Linked DNA regions of Homo sapiens: region 2 is linked to region 1. A link is a loop called in an ENCODE intact Hi-C map of the cell type or tissue named here. Cell type or tissue: mammary epithelial cell. All regions are shown on one strand.

Evidence for each region. Peaks named below come from ENCODE experiments on the same cell type or tissue, not always from the same donor. Only the 100,000 strongest peaks of a DNase experiment are listed, where the experiment ranks them.
Region 2: a loop joins it to region 1, with 2.3 times the contacts of the local background. A loop is called at or near these places in 1 of 110 quality-filtered maps.

Annotation. Positions count from the first base shown.
Region 1 is chrX:148,927,742-148,932,741 of GRCh38, reverse strand. The region is part of intron 9 of AFF2 (ALF transcription elongation factor 2); the gene reads right to left. Among named protein-coding and RNA genes, the nearest start is that of AFF2, 430 kb to the right of the region's middle. In mammary epithelial cell, no CTCF peak of the experiment used is centred here; DNase peaks (open chromatin) are centred at 2,211, 2,891 and 3,731; H3K27ac peaks cover 1,427 bases.
Region 2 is chrX:148,869,352-148,874,351 of GRCh38, reverse strand. The region is part of intron 7 of AFF2 (ALF transcription elongation factor 2); the gene reads right to left. Among named protein-coding and RNA genes, the nearest start is that of AFF2, 370 kb to the right of the region's middle. In mammary epithelial cell, no CTCF peak of the experiment used is centred here; a DNase peak (open chromatin) is centred at 2,731; H3K27ac peaks cover 1,691 bases.

The DNA.
Region 1 (5,000 bases):
CCCTAATAACAGAAAACAGGAACAAAAGAACCTATTTATTGAGCAACTACTCAGTGGTAGGGGGGTTGAGTACTTCACACAAGTGTTCTCAATCTTCACAGTCATTCTTTGAAGAGATAGGAATAATGCTGGAACCCAGTTAACCCAACCGGAGAGAGACTGTGTTTATGAGTTTGATGCTGGAAGGTGGGCAAGAAAGGCTTCTTAATGTGTAGCTGGTTCCCAGACACTGAGGCTCAGGTAGCTTAAGTAAGTTTGCCAGTGATCACAAGTTATAATTGGAAGAGCTAGCAGTCATATCTAGGTCTACCTCACTCCAAAGCTCTTCCTATTATGCAAAAGGGAACAACAAATAGAGTGGTAGATGCCCAAGAAAATCATTCTTTTCAAACCCACAAAGGAGCAGTAGCCTCTCAGCAGGCCTATAGTTTCTTGTGAATCCCCAGGAAATCCAGAATAATTCTAGCTTGTTTCCAATCTGAGAAATTCTCAGAAGATTAAGTTGCACAGGCTATACCTGATCTCAACCTAAGCGGTACCTTCAGTTCCATGATTCATCCTCACAAGCAGATCCAAATTTATAAAATTTCCCATCAAACTTTTTAGAGCTGAACTTGGAGAATGTCTCATCTATTCCTCCACTCAGCAGGAGCATAAATTGATGCCCAGAGAGGAAAGGGAATTGACAACAGTGAAATCCTGAGTTGGAGGCAGATTTGGTGGGAGAGTGCTAGTCTTTTGGCTCCCAGTGGAGTCTACTACATATCTGCCATACTGAGGATGACGTTAGCCTAAGACGTGTTTCCTGATATCAGCAGTAGCAGCAACAGCAACAAAGAAAATATAAAGCCCCAATTACATGTAAGTAGCAAATGAACAGTCCAAATTGTTGGATTTAAGACCGAACAGACTGTGATCATCACTCTTTTCTTTCTGGAGTGGATTCTTCCCATAATGGTGTTCTGAACTAGTTCTCCAGCACTCACCCAGTCAAAATCAGAATTTCCCAATGCATTTTCAGAAAGAGAACCCCACTCCTTCCCAAATATGACATAATACCTACAGCAGAATAAAAACATGCATTTCAGCCTTCACCTTATTAACAGTTACAAGAGAAAACAAGGTAATTTGCTTTTGTCTTTCTAACATTAACAAATCTATTTCAACAATGTAAGTCATTATAGATGATAAAAATTGTGTAAAACATGCAAATAAGATGATGCTAGTTGGTGTGATTTGTGTTTATATAGTGACTAAAGTTACAAATTAATTGGAGCAGTACAATTTATAACTGTACCACTCTGATAAATGGGTTATAGTGACTATAATAACCATCACATTTTAAAATTTTTACTCTAAGAAGCAGAGATATTACTTAAAATATCAGTGCACTGCAATGGGCAGATACTATGAAATAACTCAGTGTTGAGAATGCAAATCACAAACATGGCTTGTATATGAATTTTTTTTTTTTTTTTTTTTTTTTTTGAGACAGAGTCTCGCTCTGTCACCCAGGCTGGAGTGCAGTGGCGTGATCTCGGCTCACTGCAACCTCTGCCTCCCAGGTTCAAGCGGTTCTCCTGCCTCAGCCTCCTGAGTAGCTGGGACCACAGGCGTGTGCCACCACACCCAGATAATTTTTTGTATTTTTAATAGAGACGGGGTTTCACCATGTTACCCAGGATGGTCTCGATCTCCTGACCTCACGTGATCCACCCACCTCGGCCTCCCAAACTGTTGGGATTACAGGCGTGAGCCACCGTGCCCGGCTGCATATGAATTCTTAAATGTCCACTTAGCACAACCAGTTGTAAAATGTGGTATTTGATGAAATGAATGAAACCCATTACTCAGAGGCATTTGCAGTTTGCAAAAATATCACTCATCCCAAGACTCTATCTGAAGTCAGCCAGCAGAAGCTGCAGAAATAGCACTGCCTTAGTGGCCATGGGACCAGGAGCACTGTGTTATTTAAACCCTCATCAGCTTCAGGTCAGTGATTAGCAAGGTGATAGACATCTTTCCAGGTTGAGTAGCCAGAGGCCTCAAAGAGTCCTTGCTTTATTTGTGATACACATACGTGGTTTGGGACCAACGCAATTGAAATTTGACATTTAGAATGCCAGTAGTGAATGGGGATGGAGAACAGAGCATTTGGACATGTAGTGACTTGCAGGCAAGGTTCTGTTGCTAATTGGCCCTGGCTATTTGAGGTGATCACTAGTTTCTATGCCAGGGAGGTAATGCTGGGACAGTGGACATTTCACAATGGCCTAGGCTGGCTCAGAAACACAGAGGGCTTCTGCTATCCCCTGAGTAATTCCATTCCAGTGTAGAAATGGCAAGTGTCCTGCACAACTTCAGCCCCCACCAGGGCTTCCCCTTTGGCCTTTGCTTCCCCTTTAATGAAGGAAGCTGGTATAGTTCAGTGTGAAAGATTTTCCAGATTCATAGGATATTTTCTAATGTTTACTGTAGGCCAGGGCATGTTGAGACCTGATGTTTTACCTGCCTCTTTGGATACTGTATGATGAGAATAATCTCATGTTAATTTATAGCCTCTTATCACTTATACATAATTTGGACAAAGAACATCCTCTCTTTGTTCCTTGAAGTGACCTTGTGAGGGAGCCAGTGCAGAGACTGTAACTTCCATTTACTTATTCCCATTTGCCGGTAAAAATCATGATGCTCTTGAAGGAAACTAGACTAGTTTGAGGCCACAGAGTTAGAAACACAGCAGTGTCAGAATGGCTCAGGTCTGTCTCATCTCCAGCTTCTTGTGTCACAGTTCTGCCTAAGGCTATGATGCTGCAGCATACACTCAGGCAAAGTGTGCTTTCTGCCCATAAATTTAGCAAGTAGTGGATGCCCACCGACTTCCATGTACTAGAGTGTGACTCATTTTGTAGGATCTTTCAGAGCTGGCTTTGAGCCCTGGGGACTTCCAGAACTCCTCTGGACAACTTGAATCTGGGTTTCCTCCCATCTTTGGTTTTTATAAGCCAAGAAAGGGGATAATACCTACTGGGTTCCAGACTCTTAGCTAAGCTACGACTAGTGAGTGATCTGCTGAGAGTGCTCTACAGGCATGAATTCTTGGGGTGAGTGAAGATTTTGCAAAACACAGAAATAGACATTTTCGTCTGGTCTCAGAAAGACTACATAGACCGATGACAAGAACACCGGTCTAATCTGTTTTGCCACTTGAGGAAAGAACTTCAGTGATGCACAAGTGGCACAAAAATACTAGGACTCTTGCCTCAGCTATACTACAACCTAAAGATAATTATGAGATGTCAGGTTTCCTAATGATATTAAATGAGGCAGTAATACTTTTCATTTGTTTGCAGAAATCAGATTGAGTACAGCAGCAACAAAATTTCATTTCATATGTCTTCATTAATGGAATGCTGCTCTTTAAAGAGAAATGTTAACTGAAGGGAAACCAGAAACTACTTTTATTGCTCAGATGGAAATAAAGATCTGGATAGACTGGCTGTGCATCAGCTTATAATCAACAGTGAATCATAAAGATACATGCTAAAAGACTTGCAATTGTAATCTAATTAGTTTTCTTACTGTTTGGGAGAGATTAATTTAAAGCTAGAGCAAGAAATACAGAATTACATATAGCCAGGAGATCTGTCAGCTCCTGCCTCCAGTCTAAGAGGACATGAAGATTAGTCTCAATTTGGTAATGTCAACGTGACTCAAGTAGAAAAATGTGTGTGGTGTGGCTCTGGCCATCAACTGACTCATCAAATGAAGGAGGAACCTGGCAAGATCACAAGTGAGGTAACCAAGCAACCTTGGGTTCCATTCTCAACTACTAGTAATTAACTTTTCTCAGCCTCAGTTTCCTCATCTATAAGAAGAGAATAAGGCCTTGCAGAGCTGATGAACTGATTAGAGATGATGCATATAGAAATTGTTGTGCCCAGCAGGCCCTCAGTATAGACAGCAATTATTACTGCAATTGCTTTGAGAAAGCTAGCTGGGTCTGCAGAGCCTGAAATGATGGACATGGTAGGTTGTCTGACAGCATTAAATACCAAACAGGGCCTGCTTCTGAGTGCCATCTTGGAGCCTCTATGGGCTCCCCAAAGCAGGGCCGCTCTTTCTTCTACTCAACTTCAAAGTATTCATCCTTCAATTGCAAAACCATTTTGAAATGTGTAAATGAAGCATCCCGGGATGACTCCCAAATTTGTTGCTGACAAATGGTCTTGGGTGGCATCTTCTCATTCTGTGGCTTAATAAATCCAAGAAGCACTAATTGCTTTGAAGTTAATAAAGACTTTATTGGCTTCAAATAATTGGTGTTTGTTTGGCTACTGTGATTATGGTTATCACAGTCTCTCTACATAATGTAAGCTGGCAGAAGTTTCTACCTTTTACAAGTTTTAAATCCCAGTAGAATTGACAGAAAAAGCTATAACCACAAATTGGTTTGCAATTTTCCTCTTTCTTTCCAGTCCTGTATGGTTATATTATGAACCTTGCTTCACACAAACTGCTTGTGACTTTTATGGCCCTTTTGTGATCTAAATGGCTATCTCATAAGATATTCCATTGCAGCTTCTTTTTCAATTGCTTTTACTGTGAAATGCCCTTGTAGAGAGTTCTGGGGAACATTTCACACTCTTATGGTATTGATTTGCTAAACCTGATGATAGGTTTATATTTAAGATACACTACTTCATATGAACAGAGTGGGAACCTTACGAAAAACAGAGCCAAAGGCTTCATTGAGGAGATGTTGGATACCATCTGTATCTTCAGGAATACAGTGAAAATCCCTGATCATCTTTGCATTCATTTCAGTAACTCAGCACATGGAAATACCACCTGAAAGATGCCAGTTTGATATACTTAATGATTCCTTCCCCAATGTTGTTTTATTTAAATAAAGTACAATTCAATAGTGAATGTGTAAAAACATTGTAACATCATGTATTCCATCTCCAAAAATAGGGAGTTTGACAGTGCTTTGGTAA
Region 2 (5,000 bases), 58 kb after region 1:
GTGAGCACTTGATAAATGCCACTGCTTCCACTATTACTGATATTAAGGCAAACTGGAGCCTGGTTCTTATATCAATGTATTTAGAAGCAGCCTTAAAAGAATCACTGTAGAGGAAATCACCAGGTCTCTGGTTGAAGAAAGCAGTTTAAGCAACAACAGAGAGACATGAGAGTAGGTTTTACATATAGTGGATGAACATCTTGTGAAATTGGAGCTCTACTCTTTCCTGATTTGGCTTCAGGTAAGAGGGTGCCAATTCTGAGTACTTGCCCCAGAACTTGGCTATTTCTATCCTATTATTCATAGACTCACCTTCTTGATAGATAGGTAACTAGCTGTCTAGATAGAATCAGAAAGAACTGTAAATATAGATACGTGGAGAATAGCAGACCCCAATACTGGCCAAGACTTAGTATTTAATATCTAGAACTAGGAAATCTATTCAGAATAAAAATGTAGTCCCTCAAATAAAATTGCTCCAATCATCCTAGGAATAACATGTTAGTTCAATCAAAGCACTTTGAACCTTTCACATCACACCTGTCAGATGTACAATTATGACTTGAGGGCTTACACCTTGTCTCTGTCTCACAATAAATCCAAGTCAGCCAATACTAGCTAATAATAACTAAGACTTATTGAGGTAAGCTTAATGTGTGCCAGACATTCATTTCTCTAAGTGCGCTAATGGATCACTTCATTGACTCTCTCCATGAAATTTGGGAGGTTATACTGGTATTTTCTCTGTTCAAGTGAGGAAATTCAGGTTTAAAAAAGTTAAGAAGAAAACACACAGAATGGGAGAAAATATCTGTGGGTCATATATCTGATAAGGATCTAGTATCCAGAATTTATAAGGAACCCTGGAAACTCAGCAATAAAATGATAAGTAACCCAATTAAAGAGTCTGAGTCTATTTCAACAGAAGAAAAAGGTGTCCATTCTTGCTGATCAGAGGTGCACACTGCCTGGATTGCAGACTGCCTGGGTTGCAGCAGTTTCTCCTCTGCTGAGTCTATGCAAGGCCCAGTCCTTCACTGGCTAATTGATTTTCCAAACCATGACACGAGAGGTTAGATAGCCGGGCTCCTATCAGGGCCCTGTACTGGTGTGTAACTCCTGCAGTAAGGCAAGATCCTGTGGGCAAAGACTCTTCTCCTCCTCCCTGACTTTGGAATTTCCAAACCTGAGGGTAGTAAAGAAGGAATCTCTCTGTGCAATGTCCCTCTCAACAGTATAAATCACCTGTCCCCATTCCCAATAAAACCCGAAGGCAGGCATGTGGTTAACGTGGGCTGCCAATTTAGATGAGTTGCTCTAATACGATGTGAGGGCTGAAGGATCTGAATAGACATTTTTCCACAGAAGATACCACTGTGGACTGAATGTTTGTGTGTCCCCCTCCCTCAAAGTCATATAGAGTTGAAACTCTAATCCACAATGTGATGATATTAGGAGGTGGAGTCTTTGGGAGGTGACTGGGTCATAACGGTTGAATACTCATGATGGGATTAGAGACCTTCTAAGAAGAGACCCAAGAGACCTTGCTTCCTTTCATTCTCTTTCTACCATGTGAGGATATCAGGATGAGGGTTTTTACGAGAACCCAACCATACTGGCATCCTGATCATGGACTTCCCAACCACCACTTACGTGAGAAACAAGTGTTTGTTGTTTAAGCCACCCAGCCTATGGGATTCTTGTTATAGCAGCCCAGACTGACAGACACAGAAAGACAAATGGCCAATAAGCAGATGAAAAGATGCTCAACATCATTAACCATCGCGGAATAGACATAAAGTAGAAACAGCACAAATGTCAATGAACTGATGGAATGGATAAACATGATGTGATAGATCCATGAAATGAATGATTATTCAGCTACAAAAAGGAAGAAAGTACTGACACATGGTACAACATGAATAAGCCTTGAAAATATTATGCCAAGTGCAATAAACCAGTCACCAAAGGCCACATATCACATGATTCCTTTCATATGAAATGTCTAAAACAGGCAAATCTGTAGAGACTGAAAGAGACTGGTTGCCAGGGCTTGGGGGGATGGGGCAAGGGGAGTGACTGCTAATGTTATGAAGATTCTTTCGGGGTGATAAAAATATTCTAGAATTAGACAGTGGTGATGGTTTCACAACTCTGTGAATATACTAGAAAACACTGAATTGTATACTTTACAATGGTAAGTTTTATGTTATATGCATCTAAATAGAGCCGTCTTTTTTAAAAAAAAAAGTCTCACAGCTGGACAAGAGAAGAACGGAGAGCTGGTCTGGCAATCCACAGTGGCCTGATTCCAAAGCCCATGTCCCTAACCACTCTGCTTACTGTCCTGCATAACGAAGTACGGCAGAAGGTCTCCAATGCATTCCTAGACATATCTGCCAAGAAAAACACAGAGAAAAAGAGCTATTTTTTCCTGCCTAATCTCTTTCTCACTGTATTTTTTCCCTACATTAAAACTGCAATTGATATGACCAGCAGAAGCCTCACCAAGGGAAAAGAGCTTTGTCTTTTCCAGGAGAGACAAAGCATTATATTAAAGAGACAGCTGTCTGGATGGGGTGGAGACCAAGCCAAGATCCTGTGGGCAAAGACTCTTCTCCTCCTCCCTGACTTTGGAATTTCCAAACCTGAGGGTAGTAAAGAAGGAATCTGTCTGTGCAATGTTCCTCGCAACAGTACAAATCACCTGCCCCCATTCGCAATAAAACCCACAGGCAGGCATGTGGTTAATGTGGGCTGCCAATTTGGATGAGTTGCTCTAATACGATGTGAGGGCTGATGGAAGGAGGCTCACATTTTAGTGATTACAGAAGAAGCTGGGGTAAGGATCATGTTATATATGAATTCATTAAGCACAGGCAAAATGGGACTCTGAATCTATTTCAACAGAAGAAAAATGTGTCCATTCTTGCTGGTCAGAGGTGCAGACTGCCTGGGTTGCAGCAGTTTCTCCTCTGCTGAGTCTACGCAAGGCCGGGTCCTTCACTGGCTAATTGATTTTCCAAACCATGACACGAGGGGTTAGGTATCCAGGCTCCTATCAGGGCCCTGTACGGGTATGTAACTCCCACAGTAAGGCAAATGTTAACTCACAAATCCAATTTAAGTTGGGGCTCCCTTAAGCTGAGAGATAATTTCCCTTTAATTCTCTTCCGGTTGTCTGTCGTCTAACCTTCACAGTCTTGGATATGACACTGTAAAACTGTCCACACTGCTTTTTCTCATGCAGAGGGCATCATCACTGCCCCCCACCCGCTCCCCACAACCACACACACACAGCACACATACTGCCCTCACCAGTGACACTGTTTCCAATTATGATCAGCATTCAGAACTCTTTGGCCACCTTGAACTTGATAGAGACCTTGTTGCTGTCTCCCCCACTGCCACCTTCCATTCCCAGACCTGGCTAAAGGAAAACACCCAGGGAGGGAGGATGCCTTGTCCCTGTGAGATTATGAAGGCCACACTAACTGCAGGCTAGGTCCATGTGTGAAATATTCAGTTGCCCCCTTAGTTTTGAAACCAGGAAGTAAAAAGGGTGTTCCTCTCTCATTCTTCTTGCCTTTTGTTATTTTTAATAGCCCACCTATCAGGACCAAATTGCCTTGTAACTGTCTGCAGAACTTGAATGTGACAGAGATAGCTGCTGTTGTTAATAGGAGCCTTCACTTCAACCCATTTAACAGCTAGTTTGACAGCTTCACAACAGCCACCTTCCCTTGAAAGAAAACTGTGATTTAGTGGAAAGAAAATGTGGAACAACAGCCTGATCTGTCTCTTGGTCTTGAGCGAGTTCTCTTGGCACAGTGTCCCACCACAGAAACAGAGAATGAACTACCATAGGAAAACAAGATGGTCACAAGCCAGGCTTGGTCAAAGATGCTGAGAAAATCCACAGAGCAGAGCTGCTTACAAAGAATGTGAGAGCTGCTTCCTACAAACATTTTGTCTTCACATAAAAAAGTAAATCTGTTTGTTTTTTTCATTACCTTATCAATTGCCCAAGTAGTGGTTGGGCAGGCTTTTCTCAACTTGGTAATTGCAATAACAATGTTATTTGAAAATGACTGCAGGCAGATGACTCTTAGTCAGCTCCCTAAGTCCATGTTATTCTGAGAGATTGCAGAAGAATGGACGGAAGCTCCAGAGTGGTTTTGGGGGTAAGTACCCCTAAATTCCCTCTACGTAGGATGGGACAGAACTGTGCAGCTGATTACTACTGCAACTGGAGGATCGTTAAAATTGCTGCCATTCAGAAAAGGGAAATTCAGGAAATGGGCTTGTTAGGGGGTGAATTGCGTTCCTACCTAAAACTCATACGTTGAAGCCCTAACCCCCAGTATTTCAGAATGTGGTCTTATTTGGAGATAAGGTCTTGAGGTCCTTACGGTGATCCCTAATCCGATATGACTGGTGTCCTTATAAAAAGGGGCAATTTGCATACGGTCACCCATAGAAGGATGAGTATGTGAAGAGACTCAGGGAGAGAGAAGACAGATGTCTACAAGCCAAGGAGGGAGGCCTGGAACAGATCCTTCTCTTACATCCTAAGAAGGAACCAACTCCTTGTTATTGGACTTCTAACATCTGGAAGTTAGGAAGACAGGACATTCCTGTTGCTTTAAGCCTTCCAACTTGTGGTACTCTGTTATAGCAGCCCCAGGAAACTAATACAGGGCTTTGCCCCAGTTCCTACCTTCCCAGCTCTCCAAAATGGGTGGGCTGAGGCAATGTATTTACAGCCCTGACAGCTATAACGCTCTTTTGAGCTCCTGGCACCTAAATCCAGTTCCACCACAATGTTCCACAAATGCCTCAAGCCTAAGAAAGCTAAAACTGAGCTCACCATCTCTGGCATGTCCCTCCTACTGGTTTAAGTATGTATGTATGTATGCATTCCTTCATTTATTTTGTTTTATTTTTAATCTATCTACTTATTTTGTAATAAAATACATATAACATTTATCTTTTAAAAT